Regions from separate parts of the Homo sapiens genome. Here region 2 is linked to region 1. A link is a contact called in ENCODE Hi-C or POLR2A ChIA-PET data. All regions are on one chromosome and are shown on one strand. The core of a region is the stretch at or near the end of the contact, and the rest is flanking DNA. Distances in the headings are between cores, read along the strand shown.

What was found. A loop is a pair of places that touch in the nucleus more often than their neighbours do. ChIA-PET counts read pairs that join two places held with the same protein, here RNA polymerase II (POLR2A). Pooled maps may share reads with other maps.
Region 2: a loop to region 1 is called in a pooled map, with 2.2 times the contacts of the local background. The contact joins two enhancer-like sites. A Hi-C loop is called at or near these places in 1 of 168 maps with a recorded cell type or tissue (K562) and 3 of 50 pooled maps. POLR2A ChIA-PET finds 5 or more read pairs at or near these places in 2 of 52 experiments (BJ and WTC11).

What each region holds. Positions count from the first base shown.
Region 1 is chr6:6,722,433-6,727,694 of GRCh38, forward strand. All of the region lies in intron 2 of LOC101928004 (a long non-coding RNA gene), which reads right to left. It overlaps LOC101928047 (a long non-coding RNA gene), which reads left to right. Exons shown (of 6, transcript XR_001743949.2): 5 at 2,349-2,868. Among named protein-coding and RNA genes, the nearest start is that of LY86-AS1, 100 kb to the left of the region's middle. RefSeq lists enhancers at 2,351-3,044, 2,361-2,420. Within about 2 kb of position 2,555, at least 29 of the 41 ENCODE cell types and tissues checked have a DNase peak (open chromatin) inside an H3K27ac peak, as active enhancers do.
Region 2 is chr6:7,169,461-7,174,722 of GRCh38, forward strand. The region is part of intron 1 of RREB1 (ras responsive element binding protein 1); the gene reads left to right. Among named protein-coding and RNA genes, the nearest start is that of RREB1, 64 kb to the left of the region's middle. RefSeq lists enhancers at 1-9, 10-509. Within about 2 kb of position 3,256, at least 8 of the 41 ENCODE cell types and tissues checked have a DNase peak (open chromatin) inside an H3K27ac peak, as active enhancers do.

The DNA.
Region 1 (5,262 bases), core at 1,305-3,804:
TGGGAGGATTGCTTGAGCCCGGGAGTTGGAGACCAGTTTGGGCAACAAAATGAGACTTCACTACAAATAATTTTTTGAAAATTAGCTGGGTGTGGCAATGCACCTATGGTCCCAGCTACACGGGAGGCTGAGGTGGGAGAATCACTTCAGCTCAGGCAGTCCAGGCAATATTGAGCTGTGATCACGCCACTGCACTCCAGCCTGGGTGACAGAGCAACACCCGATCTCAAAAAAAAAAAAAAAAAAAAAAAAAAAAAAAGAGGTGGGGGGCAAAGCCACAATGCAAGGGTTACCTGAATTTGGTGGGCTGCCTATTGCACGGGGTAGGGTATATTCAGAGCCTCGTCTACTTTCTGCTGAGCTGAAGTCCTACTGTTGGGTACCATTTTCCCCAGGACCCCACGGCATTCAGATCTTGCCGGCTTCCTCCAGCCACTGCTAGAAGAACATTAGCAGCGAATCATGGAATGTCAGGGATTCAAAGTAGAGGCCCTCTGGTTACATCCTTTTGTTTTAAACATCACATATAAGCCCAGGGCCCTCTGTTTACTTTTGATTTTACCCAAATAGAACCAACTAGGGAGCAGATGTGTGCAGCTCAGCAGGAATCCAGCTTTGGGGAAATACTGAGGTCTCCAGACTTGGGACTGGCTTTGTGTGAAATGCTTGGTTAGGGGAAAGGGGCTCCCTGCTGAACAAGACTGGAAAAACATCTCCCAAAGGCACCTTGTGGCATCTGTAAGCTGTGGGTTGCAGGGGTGCTCATAAAACAAAACTCAAGATAGAAAATACACATATTTCAGACCCAGCTCTGTCCCCTTGAAGCCAGCACTAACAGCCAGCTTGACCCTTTTTCCTGACAATCCCTTACAATGTGGGAGCCAGGGTTCCCACAGGGCCTGAAGAGGACATGCCCGGGGCTCCTATAGCCTTAGAGAGCTGCTCACACGATCTGGGGCTGGATGAGCACCATCAGGCTTATGGAGAGAGACTAGGCCAAAAGTTCAGGCCAGTTCTGTTGAAAGAGAGAACACTTTAAAAAAAAAAATTGTGTTTCTTCAGAATTTGCTCAGGATTATCAGAAAAGAGAGAAGGAAAAAAAAAAACTTTCATCCTCTACAGTTGAGCAGGGAAGGGATGGGGAAAGACTCATTTCCTAATGACAGCCTTTTGTAACTGAAGATCTAAATAAGGTAAAAAATAAAAATGCTTCTCCATTTCTACAAGAAGTGGCCAGCCAGGAAAGGGACTTCTTGTCTAACCCTCCTGTGAAAATGAGGCTCATTCAGTCAGATTTCAACCCAGCCTTCTCCACTTTCTGCCTCCATCACCCTTCCGGGGGCAGAATTTAGCAGTGGTCTGCCACCCCGAGCAGCCGCTCCCACAGGAACTGCCTCATTAAGCTCTGTGACCAGTAACTCCCAACTTAGGAAAAGCTCAAGAAGGACCACTCTGCTTTGTTTGCACTTTTCCAAGAACCCTTACTACATAAAACGTTCTAAACTTGGGAACACTAACTTTTGCACTGTTTCCCACCGAGCCACAGAGCTCGCACCAGCATCACGCTCTCCCTTTGCCAGGATCTGAGCTCGCTGGAGGAAAATACAAGTTCCTCTTTCAGCTTCTTTCCTTCACTTCTGGAGACAAGCTTTCCAGCTACCAAAACAGAACGTTTCCCAGGTTTTCCTCCCACACCTATGAACTTTGTTCCTTGATTAAATCCTAGTTTCCCCTCTAAACAGAACTGGACTATGTCCAACCAATGTCTTCAGTTTCTGCAAACATTAACTCTGATGTTTTTTTTCAAGAGGTTTGTGTTCGGCTTTTGAGTAGGTTCCGGAGGCTGCCAGTGGAAAGTCTGAGGGGGGTATCAGCAGCATTTTACCCCATCCCCCGCATCCCCTCTGGCCAGCAGGACAGGAAAAGGAAGCCTGTTTGCGTGCACGAGCCTGCTGACCGGCCTTTGCCATGCGCTGTGCTTTCCTTTGTAGACACAGAGGGACTGCGAGGGAGGATGAGCAACTCCTTCCTAAGCTGGTAGGGTACATGGCTCCAAGAAACGCTCCTGGTCTGGAGTGGAATGTAGGACCGTTCTCCTCTCACAGCCAGCCACACAAAGCTACCTGTCTTCGGACATCTTTCCCCGACGCTTGAGCAGGCTGCAGGGAAAGGGGCCCGCTTACCCGGAGGAAGGAAACCCTCCGCAGACCCTCCAGGAAGGCAGGCCTGGGGCGCCCCTTCCCCGGGGAGCCTGGAAACCCACAAGGCAGGAGCCATTAGAGGGCAGCACGTGCCTGTCTCATAACACTGAGCAGACTCGTCTTTTTTTTTTCTTCTTCCAATTACAGGGTGTTTCAAAAAGCAAAAGTACCGTGGCTCCAGCGTCAGCAGAAAAACAAGTTAGAAAGACAGGCAGGGGAGGGGGCGATCCCTCCAACTCCAAAGCTGTGCCAGGGAGACACCGCTCTTGGGGAAGTTGGGCTGCAGCCCCCGCACGTGCTAGGAAGATAAGTGAAGGTCCCAACACATCCTGTCCCCTTAGAGCCCCTGGGGCCCAGCAGCCGGGCCCAGCAGCCCGACCCAGCGCCTAGAGCCCATTCGCAGACAGCGCGCTGAGGCGGCTTGGGCGCCATGCCCTTTGGGTTACTCAGCTCTTCAGCCTCCTGGAACGCTAGGACAAAGGAGTGCCTTGGTGCTGGCAGAAGCCGGGGGGCACAGCTGGGTTTTACAAGGAAGGACGAAATCTCATCTCAGCAATCGGGATAGATCAACCGTTGCCCGTCTGAGGTGACCCAATTCAGGGACCAGCCGCTTGGCTCTGAACACACACGTGTCACAACCCCAGCTCGTACCCAGGCCTTGCTAGAGGTAAGAACGTGGCATCCCTCCCTGGGACCAACTCGAGCGCCACTTGGGCGTCCCCTGCCAGGACCGCTCTGCATTGCAAAGGGCCCCTGGGGCGTTCAGGATTGGCCTCTGCCCCTCCTCCCACTGCACCATTCTCTTCTTCCCACCGCACATCTCTTCCTAATTCACCAAGGGGTTCCACCCCAAGGAAGAACTCCTTCGTGCTGGAAAAAGCCTGGGGCAGCACGGTGGGCCTCCCCCTCCATCTGGGTCACCAGAGGCAGGGAGGGAGGAGGCTTGTGTAATCTTACTATTCATTTCTCCGTGCAAGCTCCTCGGGACAGGCCTGAATTCATGATACCATCTCATTGGAAGACCTTTGCCCCCAAAGGGCCTGGGCAGATTGAAGCGTCTAGCAGAGGTGAGGGGTGACAGGTGACCAAACCCCAGCCCTGAGGTCTCACCACCTGCTCACAAGCCCAGAGCTGGGGTGGTGGGGTTCTCACTGCCTTCTCCCCATCCCCCTTCTCATTGCATTTCCTTTCCCCCACTCTGGCCTCGGAACCCAGGCGGCCAGTCCTTAGCCAGTCCCTTCTCGCTGTTGTCCAATCTGTCACTGTGCCTGACTATTCTTTAGGAAGTGGTTACTGTTTGTTGCACACCATTCACAAACACTTCATTTTCAGATCCTGCCCTCTGCACACTACGTGCTAGGACCTTGGCAGGCCCCGTGAGTGGCCAAGTTCCGTACTCTTGGTCATCAGCATCTGATCTGCCTCTGGAACTCCTCTTTCTCCTTCCTTGTTCAATTCAGCGGTTTCAGTTGACAAAGACCAGGGAGCCTCTAACCCCGGGGGCGTACTAACCATAGAAATATCACTCAGTCTAGCATAGAGTGCGCCTATAACTGAATGGGGAACTTCACTGATAGTGCTTCCAGTTTCCAATAGCATTAGGCTAGGTATTTGGACTACATTTCCCACTGACAACCATTTAAAAGCTGGATAAGATATAAAACAACTCAATCTTTCTGTTGAAATTGTCAAATAGTAAGAAGTAATACTGGCTGTTGATCCAGGGAATCATGAGGGACTGAGTCAGTCCTCTCTAATCCTATAGGCATCAGAAAAAATCATGGGTACAGTAATTCCAAAGTCAAACTGACAGGTAGTTTTCATGAAATTTTCCTAGTAAATTATCCCAAAGAACTAATAAGCTGGACAAAAATTATATTGCATGAATATTTATACAATATCTTTTCTGGTAGACTAATTCCACCTAGTTGACAGCTCTGTTAGATTCCTTTGGGGGCCCTCTTGTCTGCCTTGCAGCTGTGCCATTCCTATACAAAGTGCAGAAAGCACCTGCCCTTGTTTGCAGCCATAATGGAAAAAAACCATGCCATTCTACTCTATCCCTCCAATGTCCATAATGCAATTATCAGGTCTCTCGACCTGTCAGATTTTTACTTGCACTCACCAAAAAGGCTTCACTCTTCACCCCTAAGATGGTAGTAATGTAACTACCCCAGTGTTACGGTAAAGGTTTAAATAAGATAATGTACAGAAAACACTGAGCACCACATATCAATAGTAAGTGCCCAATTAATGTTATTCCTATTGTTTTAGCATTAGTATCAACCATAAATGGTTATGATTGCCGTCTTGTTTAAGAACATATCCAACGTTTGAATCTCTTTGGAAACATTGCACCAAATATTCAAACTTTTTCAAAGTGAGACATACTTCCTCATGAAGCAGCCCATCCATCATTGGACAACTTCGGCTACTGTGAAGTGCGTCTCTGTTGAAAATGAAGCCTAACTCCAGTGAACTTAGTCCTCTGCCTTGCAGCCTAATGTCTGATTTCTCTTCCTCATTATCTGAATACTGTTATCACATCCTTTTTTCCCTGCACTTTTTTTTTTTTTGAGATGGAATCTTGCTCTGTTGCCCAGGCTGGAGCGCAGTGGTGTGATCTCGGCTCACCGCAACCTCTGCCTCCCAGATTCAGGTGATTCTTGTGCCTCAGCCTCCTGAGTAGCTGGGACTACAGGTGTGTGCCACCATGCCTGGCTAGTTTTTTGTATTTTTAGTAGAGACGGGGTTTCAACATGTCAGCCAGGATTGTCTTGATCTCCTGATCTCATGAGCTGTCCAACCTCGGCCTCCCAAAGTGCTGGGATTACAGGCATGAGCCAACTACACCCAGCCTTTTTTTTGTTTTGTTTTGAGATGGAGTCTTGCTCTGTTGCCCAGGCTGGAGTGCAGTGACACGATCTGGGCTTACTGCAACCTCTGCCTCCTGGGTTCAAGTGATTCTTGTGCCTTAGCTTCCCAAGTAGCTGGGATTACAGGTACACACCACCATGCCTGGCTAATTTTCGTATTTTTAGTAGAGATGGGGTTTCGCCAT
Region 2 (5,262 bases), core at 2,006-4,505, 450 kb after region 1:
GCTGAAAAACAATGTTTAGGAAAAGTCTGGCTTTTTTGGGGAAAGGGCCAGGGACTCAACTCTTCCCACAGCTGAGTGCCGAGGGCTGCTGTGTCCCCTCCCAGGGGAGCCGGGTGCTGTGTGACAAATGGCTGCCATTTAGCAGCTGTGTCTTGGCCTTGCAAATCTGGCAGTAGTTAGATCCTGGCAGGAAGACATGCTCCCTGGAGAAGAGCTACAAGAAGTGGAGTCAGCTTCTTCATAGTCCTCATGTACTAGCAGGAAAGCTTATCACTGGGACTGTGCCCCATTTCCTTCCTTTAAAGAAGCACAGAGCCTTGCAGAGAGGTGCAGGAAGAAGAATGGGGTACCACAGGATGGTTTTATCTGGCATTGTCCAGAAAATCTCCCTAGCTCTCCCGTGGATCATGTTTTAAATACTCAATCTGACTGACGTAGATAAATTTGGTAGGCAGGGACCCTGTCTCCCCAGTCAATGTGTGCCTCCCTGCTGAAGTTATATTTAATGTAATAATTTAAATGTCCAAGTGATTTTTAAGAGAAGCTGCTTCCTGCATGGAACCTATTACTCTGCATTAAGCTGCTCCTTCCCCCACACTTTACAAAATATTGAAGTTTTCCTTTACCTAAGAACAACCGACATTGCTTTTGAAAAGGAGCATCAGTAGCTTGTGTTATTTCTAATAAAATGCTCCAGGTCAAGACCAGCGGGGTATTTGAAACCTAGTCAGAGTAAGGAGCAGACACCCTGGCCTGTGAGAATGACCTCTGATTTTCCTTCCTCCACCCTCTGGTCCCATTAAGAGATAAACTGTAGTAGATGGTGAGCAGTTTCCAAGGCTGTAAGAGGGAACCCCAGGGCTGCGTGTCTCCCCTTGAGGTCATCTCCCTAACTGTTCTCCCCGTCACCTGCCCCTTGTTGCTCACTCCTCACTGCCCAGGAGCAGCAGAGAGGTGAGGGAGGGTATCCGGGGCCACCAGGAATCCTGGCTGAAGGGCTCAGGTTTGGAGGTGATCCACAACCACCTCCAAGGAGCTTTTCGGGAAGTACCACAGGCTTGGCAACTGCTGTTTGCTGGAGAGAAGGCTTTTAGGATCCAGGGCTGCGTGAAGGCCCAGGCCATGTGGTTTTGCCAGCCATGCACTGCAGGCTGGCCTTGCCTGTCTGAAGCCTACCTCTGATGTGTGTTTGTTCCTGAGGAAGCCCTGCATAGATCCATTCCTCCCTGTCCCTCATTTATTATTATTTTTTATTGTGGTAGATAAAGCCAGAGTTAGAAATGGGGATCTTTGTCTCTGACCCAGGGCCTTGGTTTTTGCTCTGGAGGTGTATGATAAGCCAAGCAGCTTCTCCCAAATCCTCACTAAAGGAAGGTTTTCAGTGAGATCCTGAGCTTCTTCATGAGCTGGTTCTCAGGGCTGGATGGAAGCCTCCAGAGAGCTGTTAACTCAGAAACTCACACTGCTGTGCCAGCCCCCAGAGGGTTTCTGACTCGGTAGGTCTGGGGTGGGACTGAGAATTTGCATTTCTAATAAAGGGCTGGATGCTCATGCCCTTGGGGTTTGTTTGGTGGAGGGTCTGTAGTAGTTAATTTCTCCCTGCCTCGTGTTGGTGGATCTTCTCTGCAAGGTCAGCTCATCAGATAGGACTAGACTGTTCAGGATTCAGGCAGAGCCTCCTTTGCTTGGCTGCTTCTAGAACACAAGGGTATATAACGTGAAGTGCCCCATCACTTTGCAGAGCAAGCGTAGTGTTTCCAAACTCTTGCCCGCTGCAACGAACCTTTTAGACTGAGGTGGAAGTCCAGTTCTGCCTCCTGCCAGGGAGAGGAGGGCAGAGGTGAAGGGGGAGGAGAGCACTCCGCCTTCCTGCCTTGACGGGGACGGAAATGGAAAGCCAGGTGCAGAGCATCTGGAAGGGCAGCAGTGATGCAGAGCGAGATTATTAGAAGTCAGAGAACGTGACTAAGGGAGCACACCTGTGCTCTCCAGCCATGGGCCAGGAGTCGCACACTTTTCCAAAAGAAATTTAACAGAGTTCAGCAACTGGATTTATTACATTGCTCTACCACGCAGCAGCTCTAGGATCTTGGAGACAAGTGACTCAGTCCCTCTCAACCTTTGTCTTTATGGCTGTACACTGGGAACAATCCTCATGGTTGTTGTTTTGAGGATTAAATGAGACAGTGCATGTGGCACATGGTGCTCAAAAATGGTTAGCCATGATGAAGTGTGATGGGTGTGATGGCAACATTAGAGGTGAGTGTGTCCTGGAATTTGGAACCACGAGCCATGGGTCAGTGGGAGTCATGTGGAACATGGCCATGAGGGATGAGGTCAGGAGAGGGGTGCAGGCAGATATTCTGGGGCAAGGAACTGAGCAGAAAGGGTAACCAAGGGGACTGGTGTGCGACGGGGCCAGAAGGTGGACTGAGGCCAGAGCATGGAGACTCTTGAATGGCAGGTTAAAGAGCCTGACCATTAGTCTTTTTTTTTTTTTTTGGAGATAAAGTCTGGCCCTGTTGACCAGGCTTGAGTACAGTGACGTCATGCTAGCTCAGTGCAGCTTCGCACTCCTGGGCTCATGCAATCCTCCTGCCTCAGCCTCCCAAGTAGCTGGGACTGCAGGAGGGTGCTACCATACCTGCCTAATATTTAAATTTCTTATAGAGATGTGGTCTCACTTCGTTGCCCAGGCTGGTCTCAAACTCCTGGTCTTAAGTGATCTTCCCACTTGGCCTCCCAAAGTGGTGGGATTAGAGGCATGAGCCACTGTGCCTGGCTTGCTGTAGTCTTGAGAGGATGAGAGTATAGGAGTGTTCTGGAGCTCAGAAGATACCCAAAGAGGAGGCCGACATATATATCTTGGGTCCCAAGTTTGCTGCCCCCCTTCACCTCTGCACTTTTGTCTTGAATGTGGCCTGTACCAAGGGATGCATCCCCCCACCCCGGCTTCTTTTTTTTCTGTATCAGAGATGGGTTTTGCTGTGTTGCCCAGGCTGGTCTTGAACTCCTAACCTCAAGTGATCCTCCTGCCTCTCCGTCCCAAAGTGGTGGGATTATAGGCATGAGCCACCATGCCCAGCTCTCCCCAATCTCTTAGGAGTCCCTTCTCACCCAGGAAGAGAAGATCAGAGTTGGACGAAGCAGCTCACGGTGCCCCATGGTGTAGGGGCCTGCTCTAAGGCTCCTGTCTTACCAAAGCCTGTGCCAGCCACGGGTTGCCGGTGTGGGGGGGTGGGGGTGACTTTCTTGGGTTGCCGCCCTATCCAAGGCATAGCCTGGACCCTAAGCCAAGAAACACATCAACTTCCTGGAACTCAAAGCCGTCATCACAGCTGTCTCAGCCCTCAGAGCACATGTGAGGTGGTTAGAAGAGATAGTTTTGCCCCGAGCTTTGCAGGCAGAACAGGCATGGCCCTCGTGGAACATTTAGCCTGGTTTGATTCTGTCCCCAGCCTAGCCAAGACTCAGCCCATCCTTCAAGAGATGCCTTTGCTGTTTGTCAAGCTCCCTCCTGGCTCAGACCATTTTAGTGTCTGATCTCTTAACTAAAACTTGTAGCCTGTCGTGGGTTGGCCTGAACTGGTCAACTAGGCTCTTACATAGTATGGATCAGCCATCCCAAGTATTTGAGGGTGTTGTGGAGACTCTGCACTGTGCCCATCCTGGTCAAGTGTTGTAAAACCCACTGTTCTGTCGTCTGTGGGAACATTTTTTTCAGGGCCTCTACCATCATCCTAGGCATCTAAACTTATTCCACATTTCCTGGGGGCCTTAGGACAGAGTTTAGATTTCACTTCAAGAACCCTCAGGAGGCTGGGGCGGTTTGGATCACCTTAGGTCAGGAGTTCGAGACCACCCTGGCAAACATGGCGAAACCCCGTCTCTACTAAAAATACAGAAACTAGCCAGGCGTGGTGGTGCACGGCTGAGGTAGGAGAATCACTTGAACCCAGGAGGCGGAGATTGCAGTGAGCCAAGATCGCGTCACTGCACTCCAGCCTGGGCGACAGAATGAGACTCTGTCTCAAAAACATGAAGAAAAAAAAAAAAAAGAACTCTCAGGTTTTTGCCTATAATCCCAGCACTTTGGGAGGCTGAGGCGGGTAGATCACTTGAGGCCAGGAGTTCAAGACCCACCTGGGCAACATGGCAAAACCCTAAAAACCCAATTTTAGTCTCAACTAAAAATGCAAAAATTAAAGTTAGCCGGGTGTGGTGGCACACACGCCTGTAATCCCAGCTACCCGGGAGGCTTGAGGCACAAGAATCGCCTGAACCAGGGAGGCAGAGGTTACAGGCTTTCAGCCTTGGCGACAGAAAAAAAAAAAGGGAAAGAAAGAAAAAAAAGGAAAGAAACCCTCGGGTTTTTCAGAAGCTGGGATGCAGCCCTTATCTTTCATCTCTTCATTGCTGTCTCCTTAGACCTGGAGACCTGCCCCTTAATCTTCTGTTTCTGGCTTTACATAGCATTGTCCCGTATCTCCCCCGGGGCTTGGGGGCTGGCCTTTCCCTCCTCCCACAGAGGGACTTCCGCCCTCTCTTAGTCCTCCTGCCTCCGTTGACTTTGCGTAAATCTTGTGGGAGTGCAAATCCAGAAATTCAGCAGCCTCCACCAACAACCAGACCCAGGCTTTCTGTCACACTTCACCTACAGGAGTCATCTTTAGGGTGCTACTAGTCTTTCCTTTTTTTTTTTTTTTTTCTGAAGCATTGTTGATGGAGGTAAGGGGTGTCTTAGAGTTTCTTCTAATAACTCTTTTGTACTTTTCCGCTCTTCAAGCTCTGTGACTCCCTCAGGCCTAATAGAACCCAAAACAAACAGCCTCGTGAACTCTGGCTTTATATTGCAAGACATTCTCAATATTCAAATCATTTACACCCAAGGGCAAGAGGATGGAAGTTTCAAGGTCAAGTCTCTCAGCCTAGCCCTCTTTCTCTAAAACCATCCTCTCCTTGCTGTCCTGTGTGCTTCCAGGACGCTACCCGGTGGACCTTTTTTTAAGGTGTCTTTTTAAAATGAAGGGAAATAAAATAAAATGAAATGAAGGGGAGGCAGCAGATCTAAATTTTAATGGAAGTCTTAGCTACATGCTAGAAAATCTTAATTCTAGACACTTGTTTAGACTCTGAAGTGTGTTTATTTATTGTATTTATTTATTTTTTTGAGACAGACTCTCTGTCGTCCAGGCTGGAGTGCAGAGGCACAATCTCAGCTCACTGCAACCTCCGCCTTCCGGGTTCAAGTGATTCTCCTGC